Regions from separate parts of the Mus musculus genome. Here all the other regions are linked to region 1. A link is a loop called in an ENCODE intact Hi-C map of the cell type or tissue named here. Cell type or tissue: heart. All regions are shown on one strand.

Region 1 (4,000 bases):
ATAAATCTTAAAAAGAGAGAGATGCCAACTTGAAGATAGCTAATGTTGTCAAGAACCATGATGCCTGCCCGTGAGGGACAAGGCTAGGCCTGGAGTCTACTGAGAGACAGGCTTCACACAGTTAGAACAAGAAAACATTTAGATATAAATATTTACTGATGCTTGTAGATACCTTTTCGGGTTGGACTGACGCTTTCCCAACTGAGTATGAGACTGCTCAGATGATAACACAGAAACTGCTAAAAGAAATTCTCCTAAGGTACAGTTTTCCTAGGTTTATAGGGTCAGACAAAGGACCTACATGTGTGTCCCAGGTAAGTCAGGAATTAAATAATATTCTGTAGATTGATTGGAAACTTCATTGTGCTTACAGACCCCAGAGTTTAGAATAGGTAGAAAAGATAAATAGTACCCTAAAGAGACCTTAACTAAATTGACCTTAGAGACTGTCAGAGACTGGGTGACTCTCCTCCCCTTTGCCCTTTATAGCGTATGGAAGTCCCCAATACCAGATGAGACTCACCCCCCCCTTTTTTGTTTTTTTGTTTTTGTTTGTTTTTTTGTTTTTTTGTTTTTGTTTTTGTTTTTTTTGGTTTTTTGAGACAGGGTTTCTTTGTGTATCCCTGGCTGTCCTGGAACTCACTTTGTAGACCAGGCTGGCCTGGAACTCAGAAATCTGCCTGCCTCTGCCTCCCGAGTGCTGGGATTAAAGGCCTGTGCCACCACGCCTGGCTGAGACTCACCCCTTTTAAAATTATGTTTGATTCACCTGCTGGCAGAAGTTATTATAGAAGCAGATGATCACCAATTATTAGACAATCTTGAGGGTGTCCAATGGGTATATAACATGTTTGGCCTAAACTTCGTGCTTTCTATAAAACAAGTTCACCTCCGGAGCTCCACTAACTTTAGGTCCTAGTCAAGAGACACTGCCAGCGGTCACTAGAGCCTCACTGAAGGGGTCCCAATGCTACAAAGTTGCACTGTGGATCCACCACACATCTGTTTGCAGTAGACTATGACCCTGGCCAGCAGGAGGAGAATTCAGCCCCAAGACTTCCTCCTGACTCCCACTGATGGGCTACATCCCATGCCTCAGGGACACCACAAAGATATCGCCCTGTTACTGCTTATGAAACTTCAGAAAGCTCCATGATTGGGCCTTCTAGTTACAAGAGAAAGCGGGGAATTGAGACCAAATCTTTTAAGTTCACACTGTGTTTTAGAGAACCTGACCTAAGTTTGAACGCAGGTAAACTAACCGGCTGGTACCTAGCATTAGTTTCCAAGTTGTCCCCCAACAAAACCTGAGCCTAGCTCATCCCCAACAAGACCTGTGTCTCCAGGTTAATCTCCCCCAACAAATCAAGGATTTCCAGGGTATCCCCCAGCAAGAAGTCTTCACCCCAGGTTACAAACCTGCCCCTACTTAAGGCAGAGGGAAACAAAATAGTTTGTGGTTTGGTTTCCAGAACCATCCGATTGTGCTAAAGGCTACAGTAGCACTCCAATTAGATGCCTGTCAGGCTAGAAACACATGCCCCTCACTTGCCATGTTCTATAAAACCCAGTAAGTTTTCGGTGATCGTCTCCACCCAAACTGTCCTATTCACAAGCTCAGCTTGTAAATCAAGGCCCTCATGGGATTGCATCGGATCGGCTCCTGACTCGTCTTTTGGGGTTCACTAACACTTCCTTGGCACTACAGTATCTTTATTCTATGTACAGTTCTACAAATGACATGGCACTTAACGAATGGATGAAAATTCTAGAGTAACCAGTCTTTACCAAAAGGACCAGCAGAGGGCAGCCAACACTGTCGGATGAAGATCCTTCTCCAGCCTACAGGACACAGGGCTTCTGGGATTCTCTTTTCTCCGTTCACTTCAGAAAGGAAACAAGAAAGGTTTTTTTTTTGTTTGTTTTGTTTTGTTTTTTTTTTTTTTTGATTCTTTAATGTGTCTACACTAACACTTAAATAAGATTCTAAGATGGTTATGGTAGTGCTGGCCTTTAATCCCAACGTTCAGTAGGTAAAACAGGTGGGTCTCTGAGTTCTAGGACAGCCAGGGCTACAGAGACACTGTCAAAATAAAAATACCCCATCCACCAACACCAAATTATAGTATATTGTCTTATAGCATTTAGAGATTGTCAATGTTATATATAGAGGTATATGGTATTATAGCACACTGAGACTATGTTAGACGATATATAGCATACAGAAATTGTCAATGCTACATAGAGAGGTATATGGTATTATAGCATATAGAGACTGTCAGTGCTGTATGGGGAGCTTTGAGCTTGTTGGTAGCATGACTGTGACTTCTAAAATATATGTATTTTTTGAGGCTTCTATGAAAATTAGGATTTCTTTTGCGGGGCTAAAACACCAAAGTAACTCGGGAAGAAAGGGGTTTATTTGACTTACTCTTCCATGCCACAAATTCAGCACTGAAGGAAATCAAGGCAGAAACTTCCTTCCTTCCTTCCTTTTTTTTTTTTTTTTTTGTGTAGTCCTGGTTTTCCTGGAACTCACCTTGTAGACCAGGCTGGCCTCAAACTCCCCTCCCCCCGCCCTGCTCCCCTACCCACTCCCTCTCACTTCTTGGCGCTGGCGTTCCCCTGTACTGGGGCATATAAAGTTTGCTAGACCAAGGGGCCTCTCTTCCCAATGATGGCCGACTAGGCCACCTTCTTTAGCCTGCTTTCTTATAGCACCCAGCCCAGGGATGGCACTGCCCACAGTGAACTAGGCCCTCCCTCATTTAAGAAAATGTTCCCTAGGCTTGCCCTCAGGCCAATCTGATGGAGGCCTTTTCTCAACTTCAGGCCATTCTTCACAGATTAACTTGTGTCAACTTGACAAAAACAGCCAGAATAGAGATGCTGCTGTAGGATGGGCAGGCACCAGACCCGCCCTGATCCCTTTCTCCAGCTCTCTGATGTTATCCAGTCCTGGTCCAGCTTCCACAGCCAAAATGAAATTCCTTTCCCCATAATAAGGTAATTTCTTCCTCCTTGGTTCTCAGGGAACATTCTCTACCCATCACATTCTTGAGTATGACTCTGAAGTCTCATAGTGGCTCTGAGCCACCTAACATTACTCAGGTAACTCCTGCCTTATTCCCTCTGTCCTACAAAGGGCAGCTAGCTTTATTTTATTTTCTGGTTTATAAAATCAGCCCAAGAAAATTTTATAATATGGGATGTTTTCTGTGCACTTGCTGAGATGTGTGTTCATGTGGGTGGCTGTATAATGTGTTGGCTGAAAATATTTTTTGCCAAATGATCTATTACTGTGCAATTAAAAAAAAAACACCTTACTGTTTCAGACCGTGCCTACAAAGCACAAGCCTGCCAGACATTCACACACTAACTAGACGGTAGCCTGGCAAAGGAACAGACAGTTGAGGCTTTTCCTGGGCTCTTTGCTCCGAGTATCTTGACATTCACCCAGGTCATCTACACTCACCCCTAAACGCCCCTTTTGCCTACCAACGGACTCCTTGACAGACACTCATCCCAGCCCCTAGGCTTCTAGGCTGTGTATTCTGTCCCTCCCCCCGGAGCTCTGCCTACGGACTCCCTTACGTCAGGCACTTGCGTCACCGGGTAGCCACCGTATCAAGTGTTTCACAGCACACTGACTGGTTTTTTTTTAATTAATTTATTTTAAATGATATGGGTGTGTGTATATCTGAGTGTAGTTTTGTGCATGTGCATGCAGTGCTCACGGAAGCTAGCAGAGGGCATCAGATCCCCTGGAACTGGAGTTTCAGGTGTTGGGAGCCGCCCTAGTGGGTGCTAGAGACAGAACTTGGGCCTTCTGCAAGAGGAATACAACTTAACTTCTGAACCATCTTTCTTGCATCTTAAAAAAAAATAAGTTGAGAATTTCAAACATGCACATAAGGTGTTTTAATCAGACCCACCCACCCCCCTCTTTCTCTTCCCTGCAATTTGTCCTCTAATCTCCCTTCTGAACTTCATTTTTAGT
Region 2 (4,000 bases), 480 kb after region 1:
TGCCATCTTAATCTCTGTTTCCATATAGACTCATGTGTTCCCTTCGATAACACTGTGAATACAATACTGTGGCAATTCATTTTTACCAATGTGAAACTGAGGCAAAGATGATGAAATCACATGCCCAGGGTCACATAGCTAAAACCCTAGCTAGGCAGGTAGGTGACAGGGCCCATGTTCCTAATCATTCTACCACACTGCCTCTCAAGACCCAATTCACCTGGAAGAAAAATGAGTGTCTCTTTGTTGAAGCCAGACAGAGCTGTTCATCAGCTAGTCAGACAAAGGTCAGACTGTCCTGCCAGGGGAATGCCCTGGAGAAATTGTTCTGACCGGGAACAAACCTGGAAGGAATTTTTTTTTTTTCAAGGAAAGAGATACTTGGTTGGATTTTTGCCTTTTTTGCCCTCTTTATATCATTGGCAACTTCATCAAAGTCAAGGCCATCTGAAAATTGAATTAATATTCTGTTTACCCTTTCTTTCAGGTCATTTAATGAGAACTCTGGGCTCGACCCTGAACTCCTCATTGAACATATCCAGAGCCCAGTAGGTTGGCACTACGAGTGACATTGTGATCAGTATTTCTTGTGTCAAATGCATGGCTTATAGCAACATCTACACTTAGTGCTTTTCTTATGCCCAACACTGACTTGACGCCACACCTTATTTTTTTCATTCACCTTTTTCTGGCCTTGATTTTTCCAGTACTTTTAGTGCACCATTGTTTTGATGAAAAAAAGAAATTGTTATTTGTAATAAATCTATCTTCACCTTTCTTTAAAATTCATCTGGAAGAAGATAACCAAAACAAACGAATGTTGCCCTCAGCTTGCTCTGTGACTGTGGCACTGGGAAAATTAACAACTCTGGGTTTCAATGTCCTCATCTGTAAAGTAAAGATTATATCTGTGAGTGTCTCAAGGGTTACTTGATTCAGTACAGGCTGACATATGAACAACAATGTCTGGCATCTAGAAAGGTATACACGATGTTAAGTGTTGCAAGTGGATCCTGATGGTGCTGCTTTTACTTGGGGACATATGCTTTCTTTGTCAGTACAACATCTTAAAACTATCGTCTTTACCAACATTATTTTAGTCCCCTCTGATTGGGTGAAGTTGGGAATTCAGTCTGACACACCCTTAGTTCCTTCTATACTGTGTTGGTTGCATGGTAAACATAGGCAGCTGATAGGGGTGGGCCTTTAGGCCTCTTATGGACTACTATAACCGGATTACACACAAACTCAAAATAAAAATTTGCCAATATTTTTGCTTTGCTTTTAAGATTCAGATAAGTAGTCATTCAAAATAAGATTCTCCTCATGCTCTTTTGAAACTTCTGTTTAGCTTAGTGGGAGCTGTTTTATTTGTGAGTAAACAGGAGAAGGCCCACTAGCCAGCTGGGGGTGTAGGTGCTTTGGAGGTGTAGGGAACAGACAACTGGTCCGTCTCTCCTATCAAGAGGTGCACAGTGCCATCTGCTGACAGATCTCTACCACCTCTGAGACAAACTACAAGGCAATGACTTTTTTTTCCAGTAATTTTCTTGATAATTATGAATTTCACCTTCCACTTGATTGACATGGAACAAATTCAAATTAAAGCTTTTTTTTTTTGAGAGAGAGAGAAGGTGGGTCGTGGCTATGGGTTTTCACAAAACCTCCCCATATACAGGCCGATGGGTTTGGAAAGGATTTGGCATTTGGCAGAGGATGGAGGTGTGTCATCCTGCTTGATTTGAGCAACCTGTCTATGAGGCAGGCAGAGCAATTATGGATACAAGTTTTCACCGAGAAACTTGAGGTCCAGAGTGGTTAGGTAGCCACTCTAAAGTCCCTGAGCTTACTGTGGGAAGGCAGGAACCAGAACCCAGAACCTATGACCCCAGAGAACCTGGCTCATTCTTCCTCCTAGTGCTCTTGCCCTGTGTGTGTCGCGGTGTGACAACACTGTACCTGTAGCACTGACGCGCATCAGGAGATGGGGAGCTGACATGTTACTAAGCATGGATTAAAAGTGAGTTATACATAGGAGTCAACTTTCTGGATCTTTGAGAAGCAACACGGTGAAGATGCAGGTCTTTGCCCAGGATAGACTGCTATTGTTGGTTTTTCTTATTGGAAGACTAGTTTCTGCTACTGTGAAAATATTGCTCCTCCTTTGATTAATTTTTTTAAAAAACTTTTTATTGGTTCTTTGTGAATTTCTCATCATACACGGAAATCCAACTGCATCTTCCCCTCCCCTAACCTGCTCTCCACCCCTGCAACCCCACAGGACCCCACCCCAACTGAGAAAAAAAAATCTCATTGTGTCATAGTATGTCCCACAGTATCTTTTTTTCCATTCTCCCTTGCCTGCAAATGTTCATTGCAATGACTTTCTGGTCTAGTACAAGGCCTCTGGCTCCTGGGACTCCTCTCAGATATCCTGTTGTTTCCCTGTGTTATGGAGATCCTGTAGTTTTGGCTCTGTAGGACTGGTTCCTTCGTGCTCTCCAGCAGTTCATCAATGGGTTAGGCCAATTCCAAGCCCTGGATCTGGGCCTGAGGAGGTATGTGAGCTGGTCATCCCTTTGGCTCTCCCACTTTCAAACCCTCAGGGCAGGCTCTCCAGCAACCCCTAAAACCAGGGTCAGCTCTACCCTCTGCCTAGGTGAGGTACAGGGCCCACTCTCCTGAATGTTGTTGCCAGTGAGCAGTGAGGGACAGGGACAGTTCTCCCATTCTCATGACCCAGAGAGCTAGCTCTTTTGCCTGCTATAGATGTCATGGGATGAGAGAATGGAGGAGGAGGAGGAGGAGGAGGAGGAGGAGGAGGAGGAGGAGGAGGAGGAGGAGGAGGGCATCAAACCCTAGTGCTAGCTCACCTGCAACCCCCACACCCAGGGGCAGCTCTACTGAGCTACCAAGATGAAGGGCAGGGCCAGCTATCCCACTTTGATGTCTCCAGAGCCAGCTCTCCTGCCTGCTATAGATAGCAAGGAGTGAAATGGGGGACATCTCTCCCTCACCCATGTCACCATACTAGGGCAGACAAGTGGGGGTCAGCTCTCCCATGCTCTCATTTCTCATTCTAGCTTGCCTCCACCCCCACTGTCAGGGTCAGCTCTACTGTGCTGATCAAGCAGGATACAAGACCAAGTCTGCTGCGCGCTGTAGCTGGTGAAGGGCAAGGACAATTCTCCTGTTCTCACGACCCCAAGGCCAGGTCTTCTGCCTGTAGCAGGAGGTGAGGGGAGAGGCAGGAGGAGGGTATCTCTCCCTCATCCACACCACTGCAGGGGGGACAAAAGGTAGGGCCCTCTCTCCAATGCTTATATCTTATATCCTTGGGGCTGGCTCACCTGAAACCCCTGGAATTGGGGGAGGGAAGGTTCATTTGCTCTCTTGCTCTCCCATGATGCTCAGGTGAAGGCTGAGGCCAATTCTGCACAGCCTTCAGACATCAACATGTGCCCAGGGCAGCAGCCCAGACCAGGGATGCCATCCTGGCCTTCGGTGGCACCATGCTGCTACAGACGTGGCCCCTTGTGGCAGTGCAAGCTAGGACCCTATCATGGTCCCCAGTGGCATCACCAGCTACTCACCTTATTTTGTCCCTTGCTATCCTCAAGTTGGTAGCCATTGAGGGATTTTTGAAGCAATGTGATCTGAGAAATTTAATGTCTTCTATCTTTAATCACTGTATCTCCCAAGTCATTCTGTATAGGACACATTTTCTGGGCTCTTTGGTCTCTGTTATTTTCTTTAAATGCCATTGTATTGTTGACCAGCTCTCTTATATGTCAGTACATAGTGAGTTCAATACTTTGGGTTTCCGTTAGCCTATAGTAAGCCAAACTGGCCATGGGTCACCTGCCTATACTCCTGGGCAATGCAAGGGTTCATCACAGAGTATTTTTTTTTTAATCTAGCTTATCTTCTATAGCTACCAAGCTAGATCTTTCTAATTAATGACTATATATAATTAATGCATATATATGTATATATGCAT
Region 3 (4,000 bases), 57 kb after region 1:
TACATCCTGGAGAGAAAGGCATGTACACTGGAGCATGTGGCTGGCTATTGCACTGTCCTAGTAGTCCACAGTTAGAGTACAAAGAAGAAGTGGGACCAGGCTATTAAACCTGAACCCTATCTCCCCACTGACATACTTTCTGTCTCAAAGTTCATGTCCTAAAGGTTTCATAATCTTTCCAAACAGCAACACCTGCTGGGTTCAAGTGTAAGAGTGGATGGGGCCATTTCACATTCCAAGCCCAACAGTACTGACTGAAAAAAAAAATCTAGCCCCTTTAACAGGGGGTAGGAGAGAGGATGGGTTCTTCTTTTCTTCTTCTTCTTTCTTCTTTCCTCCTCCTCCTCATCTTCCTCCTCCTCATTCTTCTTCCTCTTCTTCCTCCTCCTCATTCTTCTTCTTCTTCTTCTTCTTCTTCTTCTTCTTCTTCTTCTTCTTCTTCTTCTTCTTCCTCTTCCTCTTCCTCTTCCTCCTCCTCCTCCTCCTCCTCCTCCTCCTCCTCCTCCTCCTCCTCCTCCTCCTCCTCCTTCTTCTTCTTCTTCTTCTTCTTCTTCTTCCCCTTCTCCCTTCTCCTTTCTTCTCCCTTCTCCTTCTTGTCTCCTTCTCTCCTTTTCTCTTTTTCTCCTTTTCTCCTCTTCCTCCTCTGCCTCCTCCTCTTCTTCCTCCTCTTCCTCCTCCTCCTCCATCTTGTCTTTTTGAGACAGGGTTTCTCTGTGTAGCCCTGACTGCCCTGGAACTCACTCTGTAGACCAGGCTGACACTGAACTCAGAACTCCACCCGCCTCTACCTCCCAAGTGCTGGGGTTAAAGGTGTGAGCCACTGCAGTACATCCATAGCACACAAAGTCATATTTTATAAGCCTTAAGCAAAACCTCTATCTTCTATCTCTTTTGCTTTGCTACTGTGTTTTGAACACACACACACACACACACACACACACACACACACACACACACACACCACACATTTTAGAAACCTTAGTCTTCAGAGCTCAATTACTGTACCAGAGGGTCAGACATTAACTTATTGAAGGTGACATTTGAGAATGCAGTTGGCCTAACAAATATGACTTTTTAAGAACTATTGGAAGTACATTTTAATAAAAGTACTTTTTTATTTTTTGCATTCAGATGGATTGGCATGTTGTTGTCTGAACTATGTGACATCAAGACTTTGCTTCCTGTGCCACAGGCCTCTGCCACTGTGTTATGGATGCCTCAGGGTTCTCTAGGCACATGGTAGACATATTCTCATCTACAGGAAGTCCTTGTGGCAGCATCAGGGATGGATTCTTATCAACTATTTAACCCCTTCCATACTGCTTCCACAGAGGGATATTTTTATGAATTTGAGGTTACTTGCCTTTTTTAGCCTAACCATCTTTTTTTTTTTTGTACTTTCTTTCCCCCCAATACGGAATCCTTGTGCGCTGAGGTAACAGTATGCAGTTTATGGTTATGCTGGTGGTTCTCCTCATGGCTTTCATATTTTCAGTTGTCACAGATCCACATTACCTAACTATCTTGACTCGTGATGGTTCTGATATGTGCTAACTAGAGATCCTACAACTTTGATCACAGATAGTATTCTGCTTGAAGGCCTCTGGGATGTCAAGCACGGGACCCCTGATGTAGGCCTAGTAATTCTCTTCAGCAGCAATGTCATCTAAACATCTACTCTGTACCTCTGGTATGGCTCCTTAAGTCATTCTAACAAACACCATCTGTGATGGTTTGTATATGCTCTGCCTAGGGAGTGGCACTATTAGAAGATCTGGCCCTGTTGGAGTAGGTGTGGCCCTGTTGGATGTGTGGCCCTGTTGGATGTGGCCCTGTTGGATGTGTGGCCCTGTGTGGCACTGTGGATGTGGGCTTTAAGACTCTCATCCTAGCTGCATGGAAGCCAGTCTTTCACTAGCAGCCTTCGGATGATGATGTAGAACTCTCAGCTCCTCCTGCCTGGATGCTGCCATACTCCTGCCTTGATGATAATGGATGTAAGCCAGCCTCAATTACATGTTGTCCTTATAAGAGTTGCCTTGGTCATGGTATCTGTTCACAGTAGTAAAACCTTAATTAAGACACTATCCTTAGATTAAGGTAAGTGAAATAAAGTTGCTTTTATACTTTGATAAATAATAGATAATTATTTACTCGAGCACAATGCCCGAGGGAGAGAAGGAAGGATGGTGTGGAATAGATAGTTGGAGATGAGACAGTGACCAGCATAGTCTATTTGTGTGACTGTATCAAAATCCCCACCAGCAGGTAATATATAAAGAACAGAATTTGATTGCCTCACAGATGAGGATGCTGGGAAATACAAGGCCAAAGTGTTGATCTGGCATGAAGACCTTCTTACATCCTCTCACCACATGGTAGACGATGAGAGAGCAAGAGGCTTTGCTCTTTCTAACAGTGCCAATCCATCAGTGAGTGTGGAGCCTGCATGGTTCATGACGTTACCAAACTCTCTCCTCCCAACACTACTACAATGGGAACTCAATCCCAATACTAGTTCCAGAAGGACATTCAAGTCATTTCAGTACTTGTTAAACACATGGCCAAAACATGCAACTTCCTTACACCCAGGTGTGATTCTGCTCAACTGCAATCCCTGCACCCAGGGGGCTGAGGTAGGAGGATGGTAGTTCAATGGCAACTCAGGTACTGTCTTAGGGCTTTACTGCTGTGAACACACACCATGACCAAGGTAACTGTCATAAAGACAACATTTAATTGGAGCTGGCTTACAGATTCAGAGGTTCTGTCCATTATCATCAAGTGGGAACATGACAGCATCCAGGCAGTCATGGTGCAGACAGGGCTGAGAGTTCTACATCTTCATCTGAAGGCTGCTAGTAGAATACTGACTTCCAGTCATCTAGGATGAGTCTTAAAGCCCATGCACACAGTGACACACCTACTACAACAAGGTTACACCTACTACAACAAGGCCACACCTACTACAACAAGGCCAGACCTCCAAATAGTGCCACTCCCTGAGCCAAACATATAAAACCATCACAGGTACAAAGTCATACCTTTTCTCAAATAAATCACAAATAAATAAGTAATAAAAGCCAGGAGTGGTAGTAGATACCCTTAATCTTAGCACTCAAGAGCTTGAGGCAAGAGAACCAGGCCAACCTGGGCAATATGATGCACTGTCTCAAAAAACCAAAACCTCCTCCCCCCAACTCAAAACAGCAGCAACAACAAAAACAGTAACAACAGTCAAAAGATCCAAATTCCCACCCCCAAAAGCACCCCTCTCAATTCCAGAACATTCAACGTCTAGTCTTTCAAGACTGCTAATCTTATTCTATCAGAACTCTAAAACAGTGCAGAAACAAAATCCTTCTGCTGCCTTGAAATCCGTGAACCTAGGGTTGTAAGAACAGAAAGTATTCTGAGCAGAGCTTGCTTCTGGTGTTGATGTTGGGACAAGCTCTTAAGCAGTTTGCTCCACGGTTTATTGACCTCCATCTCCCTTCTAGAACTGGGACAGTTCAATCTGTCTCGTAGATGGTAAGTCATCTATGAAACACCCTGAACACTTGAGCTTGCTGGTTGTAAGGATACCTGGTAGCGACTACTCTTTAAGCAGCAGAAGGGAAAAATTTGATGCATTCACTGAAGAACTTTATTTGCTACGGGAATTTGCTTTGGCTAATGCAACTTTTAAGACCTGTTAGTTCACTCCAAGGCCAGGGAACATTTATGTAAGGAATCTTCAGTAACATTCCTTCAGTTTGGCAAGCCCCGGGCTCCCTCATGCCAGTTTTTCCCTCTTTGGAGTATTCAATTCGAGTATGGCTTCATTTGACTTCCAAAATGTTTTCAATGTTAAAAATAATGCAGATAAGATCGAGTAAACTTAAGAGACGTTGATGTTGCTTTTCCTTCCTTCTCGGTGGTTTTGTTCTTGGTTGTTTTGAAACATGGAGCACAACCAAAACCTGCCCTTTGACTTTTCTTTTCACTAGACAAGTCAGCT
Region 4 (4,000 bases), 140 kb after region 1:
ATAGCAAGGGGCCTCTCTTCCCAGTGATGGTCTACTAGGCCATCTTCTGCTATATATGCAGCTAGAGACATGAGCTCTGGGGGTACTGGTTAGTCCATATTGTTGTTCCACCTATAGGGTTGCATACCCCTTCAGCTCCTTGCGTACTTTCTCTAGCTTCTCCATAGGGGGCCCTGTATTCCATCTTATAGATGACTATGAGCATCCACTTCTGTATTTGCCAGGCACTGGCATAGCCTCATATGAGACAGCTATAACAGGGTCCCAAGGGAACTTTTATAAAGAACATTTAATTGGGGCTGGCTTACAGATTCAAAGGTTCAATCCATTATCATCAAGGTGGGAGCATGGCAGCATCTGGACAGACATGGAGCCGGAGGAGCTGAGAGTTCTATATCTTCATCCAAAGGCAAACAGGAGAAGACTAGCTTCCAGGCACCTAGGAGGAAGGTCTCCAATCCCACCCCCACAGTGACACACTTCTTCCAACAAGGTCCACATCTAATCCTACAAGGCCTTACCTCCTAATAGTGTCACTTGCTGGACCAAGCATATTCAAACCATCACAATGAATATAAAATGAAAGTATTCATTAACCCTAGAAAGCATTGAAGATAGATGATCTGTGTCCTGCAGTAGTGAATGTTCAGCCAATATTTAAGTATTTATGTAAAAATAAGCAAATCCACCTAAAGTGTTTAAGTGTATAAGTGTATATAAACTCACCTTGTCTATAATGAATTGTAAAATCATATATATATCAAAGAATGTTTTATACATTTTAAAGTTACAAATTTATCTATAAGTTATTATCAGTAGATGCTTGTTTTTTATGCTTATTTTATACACTTACATAACAGGGGTCACTTAAAAACTTCTGGAAACAAAAGAGGCTGAGAATGAAAAATATTTAAGAAGCCCTGTGCTAAGATGGCTCCCAACTCCTACCTCTTTTTCCCTTAGCGTAGTGGCATATATCACCAAAAGGATGCCTGTGCTGCCTTCCAGGCTGTTGTTATTGTCTGGTCCCGCTCGCCTGATTTGTTTGTTTGTTTATTTATTTTTATTAATTATTTAAAATTTCTAAATAGTTCAGTTGTAGGTGAAGAGCATAATAGTGCATTCTTCAGTTGCCCTGGACATATTTTTCTATATTTACTTCATCAGGGTAGAAGCGACAGTCAGTCGCCTTGCTAGACTTTCAAGGCACTGTCACCCATAGAGCATATGGATAATTCCTACTTCTCTTCTTTTAGAGACGTGATGATATGCAAATCATCTAGAGATCTTTGCCTCAGTTACATCACCTGGAAAACAGAGGGTTACCATGGCTCCCTGTTGAGAGGTAAGTCAGTGAGGCAGTGAATGGGAAACGTCTACAAACGGCGTTCGTGGTTCTTAACCTGCTTAATGTTGTGACCCTTTTTTATTGTTCCTCATGTGGTGACCCCTATCCATAATATTCTTGTTGCTACTTCATAATTGTGAGTTTGCTACTGTTATGAATTGTAATGTAAATATTTGATGTAATGTAAATTTTGATGGTCTTAGATAAGCCCTGTGAAAGGGTTGACCCCAGAAGGGTCATGAGCAGAGGTTGAGAACCACTGATGAGCATTGTGTGGCTCAGGTTGTGGGTGACAGGCTAGGGGGACCTTTTACCACTAGGTGGCAGGATAGCAGTGTTGGAGCTTGGCCATCTCACACTGAATTCAGTTGACTTCAGTGGCACCCAGGGTGGTACCCGCTTCTTTCTTCTATCATTTGTCTACTCTTCTGACTCTACCTTCTTAGTTTCTAAAACCTCTAGACTGGTGCCGAAGTGTTCCTTCCTTTGAAACATCAAGGGAAGAACTTTTTGCTAAGTGTATGTCACAGCTGTTCCTAACACCTCACAGGCTGTGGCTGCTTCCAAGGGCAGCAAGCATCTCTGTGCAGAACTCTTGGATGTTGTATTTCCCAAGCTGGGTGCTGATGTCGAGAAATGTTTTCTACATGTGTTCTTGTGACTCTAACCACTTTTCATGTCATCAAGGAGAGAGCTTGGGGGTGGGCATGGGGCTTAGTGTTAAGGTGAAAAATACCCCATTCCCAGCACTTGGGAAACAATTTCACTGGTCTGAACAGACTGTTGCTTTGCCACATCTAAAATGTTTTGTACTTTCCATGTGGTGTTGAGAGTTGTAGAGAGCTTCAATGGTGAACTCCTAATTGAAGTCAATATAACAAAAGAATATATGGTGAGTGTGATTGCTTCCTTATTTGCTGCTAGTTAGATGGCAGGAAGCTTAGGAGCAGGGAAGGGCTGTAATAAAGGTTCCTGCTTTTATCTGGGTTCCCATTGCTGTGACCATGACCATGACCAGACACCATGACCAAGGCAACTCTTATAAGGGACAACATTTAACTGGGGTTGGCTTACTGGGTTCAGAGGCTCAGTGCATTATCATCAAGGTGGGAACATGGCAGCATCTAGGCAGGGATGGCATAGGAGGAGCTGAGAGTTCTACATCTTCATCTGAAGGCAACCAGGAGAAGGCTGTCAAAGCCCACCCCCACAGTGACACACTTCCTCCAAGGCCACATCTACACTGACAAAGCCACACCTCCTATTAGTGCCACTCCCTGGGCCAAGAATATTCAAACCACCACAGTGCCTCAAACCACCTTCTCTTCTTCCAAATGAGCAAAGGTATGGTCTCAAAGGTATGGTTTCAAAGATATGACCTACAAAATGATGATTAAAACAAAAGCTAAATCTTCATAGTACAGCCAATGTGCTCAGGTCTCCTCATTTGGGTTGAAGGCATTGTTTTTCTTTGAATGCTTCATTAAAACTCATGACTCATATGTAGGGTTATGCCTTTAGGTGAATTTGCCTTTGGTTTGTTATATTAGCAAGAGGAAGTAGATCCAGATCGTATCTTGATGGGGTAATGGTATTGGACACTTCTAGATAGGAGCCATAGAACACATGTTACATATCAACAAGGAGGTGGATCAGTGGAGACTTGAGGGTTATTAGGAGATTAAGTCAGATAATGTGTATTTAATTTTTAGCCCAGAGCATTCAATCAGTGTTGATATTACGACAGCATGTCTCATGCGTTCCAGATGCTAGAAGTCGGCTGACTTGGTTTTTGCCTCCAGGGACCTAAAGTTAGGTAGAGACACAGTTAATGGAAAACAATAATGATGTGTATAGTAAAGACTATGTCATGAAAAAAAAATCAGGGAAGGATATTTGGAAAGCATGGGCCGGAGGCACACAAGCTTGTACCCTGACTTGGAGGGATTTCCAGAGACAGTGTTGTTCTGGTGTGAGAGACCAGAATAAGGGGTTAGGGGTGTGGAAGGGAGGCAGGGAGAGTTTCAAACATGGAACACAGGCCTGCCTGAAAATCCAGAACAAGGACCAAGCAGGGCAACCTCTGAGCAATGAAAAGCAGTTCAGTTGTTGGAGAATAGGGTAGTGGTCCCTGGATGGCAATGAGGCTACACGGTCGGCAGTAAAAGAGAGCATGCAAGTGGTGGCCTTAAGACCTGCATCTTAGCACTGTTTGAGGCCTGGACTGACTATGCTGATGCAGAAAGCCGGGTCGTCAGCGTAGCTTTGCAAACTGTTCATGGGATGGTGATGCTGTGCCCATCGTTTGGTTTCAGAAATGCTCGGTAGAAAGTGAGCTTGCCGACCACCACACAGAATCGCACGCCTCAGTCAGGACACTTCTGCTTCTCTCCTCGCCATTCTTCCTTTCCTCCTTCTTTCAGAAGGGCTGAAGCGATGCAAAAAATTGCTCGACAGTCTGCCATGAACAGGCCCGCAGAGAGTAAATAAGGACCCTTTAGGAGAAAGGGGTGATGTTTGAGCATTCAGGGATCTCAAAATTGTTCTGTGTTTGAGAAACAGTGGTTATACAGCTAGTCAGTGGAGATGGTTTATCTCACGGTTGCTTTTGCCCTCTGCCTAAATAAGCAGTGTTAGTAGACTGCTGTAAAT
Region 5 (4,000 bases), 650 kb after region 1:
TAACACACTATTTCCTTCCTCCAACTAAATGTGTTTTATCAATAAGGCATGAAAAGGGCCTTTAGAATGTGTCCAGTTCTTCAGATCCAGCCTGAAGAATGAGCATGAGAAGCATAAATTGCTGATAATTAGCAGAGCCATCTAATAGCTGTCTCTCTCAGTCTCTGGATATTCTCCCTACCTTTTCTCTTTTAGATATCATATGAACAAAGGAAGAAGGATAATTCAGGCTAAGAACTATTACCTTATTCAAATTTTTACAATTACATTTGTAATTTCCTATTATGGCTAGCTCCTGATGTAAGAAAACACCTTCATCACTTGTGACATTAAAGACAAATACCTTGGTTCCTTTCTTAAAATTAAAAATACATTTTGTTCTTCTTCCAAGAGAGTGGGAGCAAGCCAGGTTTTATTCATTATTTATACGAATAGAAGACTGTCTTTGCAGAAAACCTGATTCAATTTTAGTTGAAAAATGTTTTCAATGATAGCATTTTGACATCAGGTTGACCTTTAGCCCTGTCAGTGATAGAGAGACCCCTCTGAGGGTCCATGAGAGTCACTGAACTTTACTGTGCTACAATCTCCTTATCCCTTGCAAAGCATAAAGTGACAGGAGAAGAAATGCAATCTTTCAAAGCTTTATACAGATGAACTAACTTTGTAATGGGCATTTTATTTTTTTCCTGAATTTTCACCGATTTGTATACAGGATGCAGGGCTACAAAGGGGACAAAAACAATTAACCAGGACTTTAGTGGCTTTCAATACAGCAACACCACACACTCCCAAAATCTTGTTCTTTTAGCCTTATGTTCCTTCCCATAGAACTTCCCCAACTTTTATCTGGGAATTGCATCCTATCCAAATTATGCCTATGAAAATCCTAAATTACCGCAGGGTTCCAGATGCCTAAAGCCACTGTCAGTCAGGATGATGCTAAGAACATGGCTCTACATATCCCACAGACACAAGTATCTTTTGCCAGGGAGCCACAAGACACCATCTTTGTTTATACATTACATGCATGTAACTCTACAACTCTAAGACCAGACTACAAGGTATCTTCAGAAATAACACTAATGGTGTGAAGTAAGATGAACCTCATGCCCAGCTAGCCATTTTCAGTTACTGAGATGTCAGGTCTCTGTGATTCATGTGATAAGCCACCAACAGACATGTTGTTCTATTGATTTGGTCCTTGAACTCTGAAGTAATCAAGTTTAACTGCATTGTAGAGTTAATCTTTGCCAAATTGGTGAAGCTCTGAACAGAAAACTCAAATAACACAAGTAAAGTAATAAACAGTCCAAAAGTTTGGTTTAAAGTTTTGTCCTAAACTTATTCACAGGCTAACAAAAAAGTATAATTATAGCATTTTCTAGCCACTGCTACCTTAGAAACTGTTAAATCAATAAATCTACAGTCAGAGGCCAGGGTACATAGATAAAATCATAAATCTCACCAGTATCCCAGTCACAGCAACATCCTAAGCTCTGACTCCCTAGGATAAGAAAATGTTTTTCCCCACAGCTTTTATTTTCTAACTTATTTTTGCTTAGATTTATTTTGACTTCTGTTGATTGTGTGTGTGTGTTTGCCATGTATGTTCAGGTACCTGCAGATGCCAGAAGATGGCATCAGAAGAGGGCTAGAGTTACAGGCAGTTGTGAGACATCCGATATATGTTCATGTGCTTGTGTGTCTGCGTGTGCATGTACGCGTGCGCGTGTGTGTAAAGATGCATGGACATTCTGAGAACTGAATTTGGATCCCTGGAAGAGCATCACACACTCTTAATTATTGATCCATCTCTCCAGAAACTTACTACCTTGTACTAATTTCAGACCTACAGAAATTATAAAGCAGCGATACACAGAATTATCAGATGCTATTCTAGTAGAATCTCATAGCATTTTCCAAATACCATACTTCAACGAATTTTTATCTTTATAGCTGCAGTAGCAGTTTCCAAAGACAATAAGTTACTGATATAAGGCTCCTGGGACCCTAAGTCCTTTAGTATGTACTCCCCAGAGTATAAAGGTATTGAGATGTCTAGGGTGTACTGTGAAATGACAGTGGTCCTGTTTTCCTACATCTCTGTGAAGTTTCTAGTTTTCCCTTGTTATTTAATATGAATCTTTTAAGCTATGCTTTAAGATAATATATCTGATCTTCATTGTAGTGGGTTAAATTAACTCAGAGAAAGAGTTACCTTAACACATTGAAGATAGGGGATGTGACCTTATTTATTAAGAGAATCTTTGAAAACAAGAATAAGGATCCAAAAGCAAAGTCGTCTCATTTTTAGGGTAAAGCCCTAAATATAAGGACAAGGGAATTAAGGGAAGGGTGGATGGAACTCAGACGCAGGCACAAGGGAAGAAAGCCTGAATGGAGAACCAGACAGAGGCTAGAGTTCTTTCTGCCAGCAGAGCCACAGAAATGAGTAGACTCACAATGGGTGGCATAAGAAGGGTTCCCTCCAGTGGTTTCTGGGGGCACTGCAAGCATGTCTGTACCTTCTGATGAGATTTCTGACTCCAGACTATGAAAACATAGCTCTCAGCTTGCTTTTCAAAGCCTCCATGTTTGTTATCCCAGGGCTAGGATGTGTTAAGTCAGCAAAACACTTCAGACTTCACTAATGTTCCTCACCTGAGCCAATTATGATATCAGTAACAAAATGGTAAATGTTTAAGTCCACATTTTTTCTGTACTTATAAACTGACATCTACCAAAGGAAGGATATTTCTGGTTTGGATTTACAGCTAATTGCATTTTGAAAGTTCCATTTAGGTATTTGGTCAGGGCTCCCACTGTAATTGGACACTAGACTAGTTGGCCAGCGAGAACCCAGGATCTGCCTGTCTCTGCTCTCAGTTCTGAGATTCCAGGCACATGTGGCTCTGCCTGATGTTACATGGATCCAGGGACAAAACTCATGAGTTTCTCCAGTATGACAAGCACTTTCGGGCTCCTTTTATAAATTTTCAACAAAACAACCATCCTCAAAAAAAAAAATTAAAAATAATAAATAAATAAAGAAAGAAAGAATCACATTGCACTATAATCTTGAGGCAATAAAAATTCTGTTCAAACAGGATAAATTGAAATACATGGACTGTTTTTATGAGGATGCTAAATTAAAACTCCAACTCAGCCTTGAAATTGAGTTCAAACTATTTCATGTGAAAAATGTGCTTTGTGTCCTGTAATCCAAATAATACTTTTAAGAGGATGCACTCAGAGTTCCAGCGCTCCTGTTTTGTAGTTTTATTCATTCTACCTGCTTATATACAAAATAAAGCAAGTAGGGTGTGCAATAGAGCACAGAAACTGTTGAACACTAGGTTGAAAAGACAGATTTCTAAAATATTTGAATAGAATAGGTAACTGTTTTCAACATTAGAAACATGCTCCATAGAGAGCAAGCAACTCAGCCCCGCGAAGCTGCTACCCATAATGCTTTGCTTAGAGGTTTGTTTTTTTTTTTTTTTTTTTTTTTTGGAGGACAAACACTTTCTTTGTTGCTGTATCTGTTGTTACAGACTCTCTTAGGTTTCTCCCTTTACAGGATCTTCAAACATTGTGAATTATGATAGCTGGCAATTTTCTAAAGGTCAAATACATCAATTTGTGAAAGAAATTTGACTCATTATGTTGGCTCTTACCGAGCCACATGACAGATTGTGTACATTTTGTTGATAATCTATTGAATTTGGTAGAAGGATATATTTTTAAGTGTTTTTTTTTTTAGATATTTTCTTTATTTACATTTCAAATGCTTTCCCTTTTCCTCTGAAAATCCCCTATCCTGTCCCCTTTCCCCCTGCTCCCCAACCCACCTACTCCCACTTCCTGGCCCTGGTATTCCTCTATACTGGGACATAGAATATTCACAGAACTAAGAGCCTCTCCTCTCCCATTGATGACCAACTAGGACGGCCACTGCTACATATGCAGCTAGAGCCACGAGTCCCTCCGTGTGTTT
Region 6 (4,000 bases), 350 kb after region 1:
AGGGAGAAGGAGAGACAGCACATGGGGAATAAAAATTGCCCTAAAGCTTGTGACCATTAAGCTTTAAAAAGCAAATACATTGGGTGAATTTTAGTTTGGGTGACAGAGAACAAGGCACATTGCTCGTTCAAAGCATCTTTCCCCAATAGAGCCAAACTGAAGTAAGACGTGTTGTAGCTTCTGGTACACACACTGAATCTTGATCATGAAACCGCCCTTGAGAAGGCGACACCTCAACCCTTGCACTTAACCAGCTGTACCTTCTTTCTCCTTCCACCAGCTGAAGTGCTCTCCTTATGCTAGGATCATATGTTAAAGATATTGTTCAGGTTATGCCTGGAAATAATGTCACGGTGAGTCACTTTTGTGTGGGCTGCGTTTTGGTAGGCTTACTGATTTCTTGAGCTAACAGGAGCAATACACATATCCATAAACTGTTTTCAAAAGCTTTAAAGAAGTTTTCAGTGTGGAATTTTCATATCTAATCCTCAATTTAAATGTAAGAAAATATGTAGATTTGTTTGACATGCTACATAGCACAAGCCATACATTTTCTTATGTATCTAATTTTAATTTTACTGGTATTTGCATACAGTTTTACTATTTGGTTTAATTTAGTTTCATTATACAAAAAAAATTAAACAAACAAAAAAATCATGTGGCTATAACATGAAACCACAAGACCTTGATTTTTTTTTTTTGTCTCATGTTGTTTTTAATTGACATCATTATGTATCTCTGTAGGTGAAATGTGATGCTTTGATACATAGGTATTTAACAGGGGTCTTGACCTAAGATGGTGCCATCTAGTATGGCAAGCCTGTCTACTTGTTGCAAAGACAGAGATGATAAAAAGGAAGGAAAGGATTTTGATCAAAATGGACATTTTGGGACAATGGAGAGGACCCGTCTCCACCCATCTTCAGGGATGAGGCGTGAGCTTTGGTTTGAATAGAGGAAGGACTTGGGCAAGGACAGGAAGACATGTGGTTCATGGTCATTACCTGAGGTCCTACTGTGCAAGCTGACTGTGAAGATGTCCCTTTTGTTTGAGGTGATAGTCCAGTTTCTATGAGATGATTGCCTCAGCTTACGGTTGGTCTCATCATGGGGAGATCTGTTGGAAAGGCTTTACTCTTCCTGGAGTGGGATCCTGGATGACTAAAGGTTTGTTAATGAAGAATAAAGACCTTCAGGCATCTGAGAGATCTGAAATGCGATGTAAAGGCTGATAATAAGAAACCCTGCTTGCTCTTGGCTTTCTGCTTTCAGCCTAGAAGCTCTGGGTTAGAATTTTAGATGGGTTTTCCTTGAGTGACTCATAACCTATGTACAGAGTCAAGCTTCCCCCCCACCCCCAGTCAAAAGGAGACAGATGCAAAGTGCCAGACCATCAGCTTCTTTTCATTTACCTTGTGGCCCCAAAATTTTGTAGCAAAAGCAGTTTCTAAGTGTGTGAGTGTGTGTGTGTGTGTGTGTGTGTATTGTGGAATGGCCATATTGGATATATCAATTACTTCAAAAGGTCATCATTGTCTTGTTATAGGAGCATTAATACATCCCCTTTAACTTTTGAAGTGGATGAAGCATTATTATTAACCCTGGTTATTACTATATGTAGTTGAGTACTAGACTTCTAGTTAAGTGGTATCTGACTATACTTTCCTTCTTTTTTTTTTGTTTTTTTTTGTTTGTTTGTTTGTTTGTTTGGTTTTGTGGGGCTAGGGATCTAGCCCATGGGTTCCATGTCTCCAAGGCAAATGGTATAATATTGCGCTACATCCATCCTCAGCCTCAAGCTTTTTGTTTCCAGAGCATTTATCCTATAAACAAACATCCCAACTTATAAAGAGTGCAATCCTCAGGTTAAAAAAAAAATTGAGATCCCCCCCCCCCCGAATTCTCTTATGTTTGTTAAGATCAGGGGATTGGCATGTCATGGTTCTCCATGTCTGAAGTCCTAGCACTTGATAGGGTAAGGCAGAGGATTCCCAGTTAAGAGTCAGCCTGGACTATATAACAAGACTTTCCCTTTCCCATGAAGTGAAAGTATTGTTTCAGATCTCATTAAAAGGCAAAGAAATGTCAATCTTCTGTCACTGCCAAAAGTCAGCTTCAAGGAGGGGACTTTAGTCTTGGCTCATGACTGGAGAGGTTTCAGTCATTGGCCACTTGGGTGTGCTTCTGGGCGTGTGTGGTGTAAGACACCTTGGTGGGAGGATATGGCTGCTCACCTTACTGCCTGGATGCAGAGAGAAGAGAGAGGGCCTGGGGGCAAGGTGTGTTCTCCAGAGACAGATCGTCCCCAGTGACCTGCTTCACCTCAGTAGCCAGTTCAGCAAAAGGATTCTTCAATGCAGCTCATGGGCTTCCTGCCCAAATCATGCAGTCATCTCAACAGTGCCACCAGCTGGGGACAAAGCCTTCAACACTGGAGCTTTGGGCTCCTCCAATGCAGACTGAATATGCGTACCTTTGCTGTCTCTTTGCTCCAAACGTTATTATTGGGCAGTGTCCAAGTTTTTAAGACTAACAGTTATTCATGTAGTTGAGGGATGATTATAAGCTCCCATCTACCCGGATAGGAAAAATAGTCTAAAAATACAAATGTGTATTCAATTTGAGGTGTTAAGGCTGAATTTGAAGCAGCTGTTGGTATCATGAGAAACAACACACTTTAATACGGACTCAGGTTGATCGCCCACCCCCGACCCTGCTTGAAGTTAACATTTTAACTTTTATAATGGTTATAACCTTTTACAAGTGTCTTAGGCATTGTTCATGTTGTCAAAAATGAAGATTGTTCTTTTTTAGTTATGATTCATTTTTGTATCGGATCCCAAGCAGTGGGTTATGTAAGTGAGGTGCTTGAATTGAACAGAGACTGTGTGGGAGACTTCAAAGTTCCATTAGATAAGTATAATCAGCCTGCATTTAGCCTTATGTTAGTAATGAAAATGGCCTAAGTTCAGAGAATCACTACTTAAATTCTTTTTCACAGTACATGGGATGAAATATAGACTTAGGCTTTGTGGTGAGCTTAGTCCTCTCTTGAGGTGACTGGCCTCAGTCCCTTCTCAGTTTCTGGCCTTTGAGTCTGTAATGTTCTAAACTGCTTCATGAACTACTCAATAAGCAACAGCCCTGTCATCCATCAGGGGTTTAATGAGGACAATGTAGGAGGTACTGTTTAACTCATTTTGCAAAAGAGGACATCTCATGGAACTGAAAAGTTTCTCAGTTGAAGAGAAACGAATTGGATTAAGACATAATTAATGATGTGTACATACTGACAGGTGTTGGAAAGATCAAGGTCTGTTGTGATTGCTGAGGGATGAGACTCGTCCCAGTCCACCCACTCAGAAGGCCATTGGTGGGTGGAAACATTCACATTGTTGTTTTCTGATTCTGAATTTGTGTGTAGGAGAGAGGATGTACCATTTCCGATTTGACTATGTCCCTCCTTCGCTTCTTGTCCGTTTCAATAATTCAGCCTGCCAGCCCACTCAGACTCTGTCTCTCCAGAGACATCCGTGCCTTTACTTGAAACTCATGGGGTTTCCTTCCTTGCATGATTCAAAGGAAGCTTACAGCTGTGTTTTCAATGGGAGGCATGGAAGCCATCTCAAGTAGAAATCAAGATATTTTGACCTTATTTCGAATGAGGTCTGGGTAGCACATCCTGTGGACTTGTTGAAATCATCTTGTTCACTTTCTGAAAGCATTTGCTTGCATGTGGCTACCATGGTTATCCTTAAATAAAGTAGGAATCAAGATAGGAAGCCTCCCAGCTTAAATGGCAAGTTTGACAGGCAGAATGTAGCAGAATTTATAGGAAATGTACTGTATCTGGGCGAGGGCTTATGGTTTGACATTGAGCCTTATTTTTTGAGGATGTAGCTTTGTAGAACTTGGGGATGATTACAGTTTAAGCCTGACTTTCATGATAAAGTAATGCTTGCTCTATCCCAGGCAGAACACCAAGGGCTTTATGTGTGTT
Region 7 (4,000 bases), 210 kb after region 1:
ACCAATATTCTAATTTCTTTCAGTAATAAGCAAAGGGATATCAGTTGACCCATTTTGAATTACTGAATTTATTGTTTTTCTATTTTTAGACTTTAAACAGCAGTTGAGAAGATGTGAATAGTATAGAGGCTGTAATTGAAAAGTTTATTATATTTATAGTCATTACAGTATGAATAACATTGAAAGTTGGGGAAATATTTCTTTCAATTAAATAAAATCATCATCTTGTTAAATCAAAAACTTTCTCATGTTACTGATGGACAAGCGACATTCCAACAAATGCTATTATTTTTATCTTTGAAATGAAGCCACTAACCTTTAGTCATGTTTAAGTCATGGCTAATCATCAACTACAATTCTTGCTTGAAGGTGATTTAGTGATACTATATAAAAATAGAATAGGGATTTAATCTTTTTTCTAGTATGACTGATAAAAATTCATTTTATTAATAAATTTTTCTTTCATCTTCAGAACTTATTGGAAAAGTAATATAAAATTTGGGGATATTTTGTGACATTCAAGAAAACCCCTCATGTGCCATTTAAATGTGAGATATCAAATGTTAGTGCCTTTTTGTTGGATGATTAATTGTATATATTTTTTTGAGTTGATGAGTCATTACTGTGTCATTGCTGATCTGTAAGTGGTGACATACAAGTTTTGTTATTTTTGTCTCACTGTTTTGTAGCAAATCAACACCACCACCACCACCACATTAGGTTTCATACAAGTGACCTGGAGGAAAGAATAAAGAACACAGAATGCTCCCTAAACACTGTGAGGAACGCAGTTGGGGCAGGGTGTGCTACACAGGTAAAGCAGGAGAAGAAGGTCAGAGGATAGGCAGGGCTTGCTGCATCCTGTTCGCAGAGTGAGCACAGAAACCATCTCAAAGGTCTACTGTTAGAACAATGCAACTGTGGTAATGAAGTATGGAGCATCTTGCAGGGTCAGGCAAAGCTACTTTACCATATGAAACCTCTCTGTCAATGACTTAACTGTACCACAGACCTGACTGAAAACCACGGACACAGACTCTGCTACAATGAAATAAAACTGTCTGCAAATCTTAGCCAGAAGCCCTAAAATTCTCATCTGTACCAACTTTGTAAGTTTGAGACATTTTTGTTTTTTTAAGAGTTCTTCATAGGGGTTTAGGATGGAACTGTGTGGTGAGAAGCCAAGAAGGTTAAAAATTTTATCAGTTTCATGGGAAATGAAGCTCTTCAACTTATGCCAACCCAGCATGGTATTTCTAGTTGTTCAGACAATGTTGTGTTATCCTATAGACAGAAAGAGAAACTGAGGCCACCCTGGCTCTCCTCTACACTTCTGGTAGGTCCTCTCTTCTCCCTAGGATCTACCCTTTAACATGAAGAAATGGGAAGAAAGTAAAAAGCATTTCCCAGCCAAAAGAGGCCTTAACAAGCAGAGCATCCACTCACGGCTTTGCACACACACACCTTAATTTATAGGAAGAAACCGGGGACCAGAGGCAAGGCTCCACTAACAAATTATATCCGTTACATGGCCACTTTAAAAATGATACATTTTAACCATGAGATAAATGTTTCATAATTTCCAAAAATTATCCCCAAGGACATATGCTGTTTGATAAATGTCTGCTGCACACCGGTAGTGTTGTCACTGGATCAGATGCAGAGTCTCCCAACGATACAATGATACAATGATACGAGGCTTTGATTTCATCCCTAGCTCCCTTTGGTGTGCTTGCGTCTCGTCCTAGTCACTGGTCACCAGCTCTGGAGAAAAAGCCAATCACTGTAATGCTTTAAAAAAGGATATCCATTTTCTAGGCCTGCCTCTAAGTTTTTGAAACTTAAAACAAACAAACAAACAAACAAACAACCTAAAGATTTTGATGTATAGTGAGAGAACCAATATATAAAACAAAATTCAGGCCAAGCCATTAGTCCAAACTTCACGCTTCCGTAACTGTGTCAAGCATCTGTATATGGCTGTATGCATTATAGCGCCACCTTCTGGGAGTATGGAGCTTTTTAAAAAAGCTCAGTTCCTGGTTTCCGTAGTTCCTGGTTTTATTTCAGTCACTGCCAAACTAAATTCAATTGAGGTCAGTAGCAAGAAGAATTAATTGCCGTCTTGGTCTGTTTGGGCTGCTGTAACAACAACAATAACAACAAAAATCCTTACACCGAGTGGCTCATAAACAGTGGAAACTTCCTGCTGGAGGTTGGGGTATCTAAGACCAAGACGCCAACGGATGCTGTGTTTGGTGAATGCCAGTTTCCTAACTGATGGATGGCGCCATCGTACACAACTAGAGACTTCTTTTTTTATAAGGATATAAATCCCACTCACAAGGGCTCTGCCTTCATCACCTAATCATTTTCAAAGCGTCTGCTTCCTCATACTGTTTAAGTTTAAGGGTTAAGATTTTCAAATATGAATGGAAGGTTATAACACCCACACTATAGAAGCTGTGGACAGCATATATAAATGAATAGCATTCTTAGTTTCCCACCATGGACATGGTATAAAGACAGCCAGGCATGACCAGACACAAAGCAGCTCTGAATGCTGTAGATTATTGAAAGCAGGCGTTCCATTTCATATTCACTTTATAGCCTCAACTTTAGGTTTTGCAGACTCCAACCCATGTCTCTAAACAGTTTTACAACAGAAATAGTCAGTGAGAAAAACTTATTCTTTAGTGGATGATGTTTTTACATCCTGATCTGACTGTAGCCCAGAGAAACTATCTCACAAGCAGCTAGGAGGAGGTTCTCAAAGCCCAGCCCCTCAGTGACACACTTCCTCCAGCAAGGCCATACCCCCTAGTAGTGTCATTTCCTGGGCCAAACATTTTCAAACCACCACAATATATATTCCAAAATACAACCTGTTGAGTTCACATGTTACTTGATTGTATGTTTTCATAGCTGACCTTTTGGCACTGGACAGACAATGGGTGTGCTCTTTCCTGGGGAGGACCACCTCTCCTATCCCCTCCTTGGGGAGGACCACCTCTCCTATCCCCTCCTTGGGGAGGACCACCTCTCCTATCCCCTCCTTGGGGAGGACCACCTCTCCTATCCCCTCCCTGGGGAGGACCACCTCTCCTATCCCCTCCCTGGGAGGACCACCTCTTCTATCCCCTCCCTGGGGAGGACCACCTCTCCTATCCCCTCCTTGGGGAGGACCACCTCTCCTATTCCCTCCTTGGGGAGGACCACCTCTTCTATCCCCTCCCTGGGGAGGACCACCTCTCCTGCTCCCAGTTTGACTCTGTTGCCTCCTCTTTTTGTAGGGTTGAGGCCCTGTGGGCTGTTCTCCACCCAGCTTGGCAGGTTTGTGGGTGTCACCCTTGTTCAGCTCATGCTTGGGCAGTCATGTTAATGAGACTTTATGGGTACAGATGCTTATGTTGCTAGGAGACACAATCTCACAACAAACTCCCCAATCCTTTGGCTCCTACAATCTGTCCGCCCCCACATCCACTAATTTATTTAAACTTTCCGGGGCTGAAGAGATGACTAAGAGAACCCAAGTTCAGTTCCCAGAACCCATGTGGCAGGACTCACTACTGCCTTTACTCCTGCCCGAAGGGGAATGTGAGGCTTCTGACCTCCTGAGATACCTGCACGCATGTGCACATACCCAGACATAGACACATCAGCATGCACATAACTTAAAGTAATAAAAATAAAGCTTAAAAAAAAATCCCTTGGAAGTCCTTTGGCTTTCTATTCCTTTGTTGTAGAACTAAAGAGGAAGCTGTAGACAGGCTTAGGCCAGGACACAAAGGAAAGGTGAGCAGAGCTGAGCCTAAGTTAGCTACCCTAACAAGTGCTATGCTATAGAGTGTGTGGAATAAAAATACAGTTCGCTTGTTCCTCATGGACAACATAACATTTGTTATGATCGGTAATATGAACAGTAACATACATGGACCATGAAGCCAGCTGGACTGACCTGTGAGCTGGGTTTTACCATCAACTCATCTATCCAGGGTAA

The links. Hi-C counts contacts between places; a loop is a spot of excess contacts. Peaks named below come from ENCODE experiments on the same cell type or tissue, not always from the same donor. Only the 100,000 strongest peaks of a DNase experiment are listed, where the experiment ranks them.
Region 2: it touches region 1 in a loop (7-fold over the local background); 20 of 42 quality-filtered maps call a loop at or near these places.
Region 3: a loop joins it to region 1, with 4 times the contacts of the local background. A loop is called at or near these places in 3 of 42 quality-filtered maps.
Region 4: it touches region 1 in a loop (6-fold over the local background); 4 of 42 quality-filtered maps call a loop at or near these places.
Region 5: a loop joins it to region 1, with 12 times the contacts of the local background. A loop is called at or near these places in 5 of 42 quality-filtered maps.
Region 6: a loop joins it to region 1, with 7 times the contacts of the local background. A loop is called at or near these places in 23 of 42 quality-filtered maps.
Region 7: a loop joins it to region 1, with 14 times the contacts of the local background. A loop is called at or near these places in 19 of 42 quality-filtered maps.

The regions. Positions count from the first base shown.
Region 1 is chr5:90,192,844-90,196,843 of GRCm38, reverse strand. Gm35936 (a long non-coding RNA gene) reads right to left here and starts at 3,539. Exons shown (of 3, transcript XR_389324.1): 1 at 3,499-3,539; 2 at 1,789-1,884. In heart, a CTCF peak has its summit at 1,802 (motif pointing right); no DNase peak of the experiment used is centred here.
Region 2 is chr5:89,712,228-89,716,227 of GRCm38, reverse strand. All of the region lies in intron 5 of Adamts3 (a disintegrin-like and metallopeptidase (reprolysin type) with thrombospondin type 1 motif, 3), which reads left to right. Among named protein-coding and RNA genes, the nearest start is that of Gm7056, 98 kb to the right of the region's middle. In heart, a CTCF peak has its summit at 1,500 (motif pointing left); no DNase peak of the experiment used is centred here.
Region 3 is chr5:90,135,935-90,139,934 of GRCm38, reverse strand. No RefSeq gene overlaps it. Among named protein-coding and RNA genes, the nearest start is that of Gm35936, 55 kb to the left of the region's middle. In heart, no CTCF peak of the experiment used is centred here; no DNase peak of the experiment used is centred here.
Region 4 is chr5:90,053,547-90,057,546 of GRCm38, reverse strand. No RefSeq gene overlaps it. Among named protein-coding and RNA genes, the nearest start is that of Gm35936, 140 kb to the left of the region's middle. In heart, a CTCF peak has its summit at 1,644 (motif pointing right); no DNase peak of the experiment used is centred here.
Region 5 is chr5:89,542,154-89,546,153 of GRCm38, reverse strand. All of the region lies in intron 1 of Npffr2 (neuropeptide FF receptor 2), which reads right to left. Among named protein-coding and RNA genes, the nearest start is that of Npffr2, 17 kb to the right of the region's middle. In heart, a CTCF peak has its summit at 2,492 (motif pointing left); no DNase peak of the experiment used is centred here.
Region 6 is chr5:89,838,226-89,842,225 of GRCm38, reverse strand. All of the region lies in intron 3 of Adamts3 (a disintegrin-like and metallopeptidase (reprolysin type) with thrombospondin type 1 motif, 3), which reads left to right. Among named protein-coding and RNA genes, the nearest start is that of Gm25758, 11 kb to the right of the region's middle. In heart, a CTCF peak has its summit at 2,417 (motif pointing left); no DNase peak of the experiment used is centred here.
Region 7 is chr5:89,979,819-89,983,818 of GRCm38, reverse strand. No RefSeq gene overlaps it. Among named protein-coding and RNA genes, the nearest start is that of Adamts3, 98 kb to the right of the region's middle. In heart, a CTCF peak has its summit at 1,998 (motif pointing left); no DNase peak of the experiment used is centred here.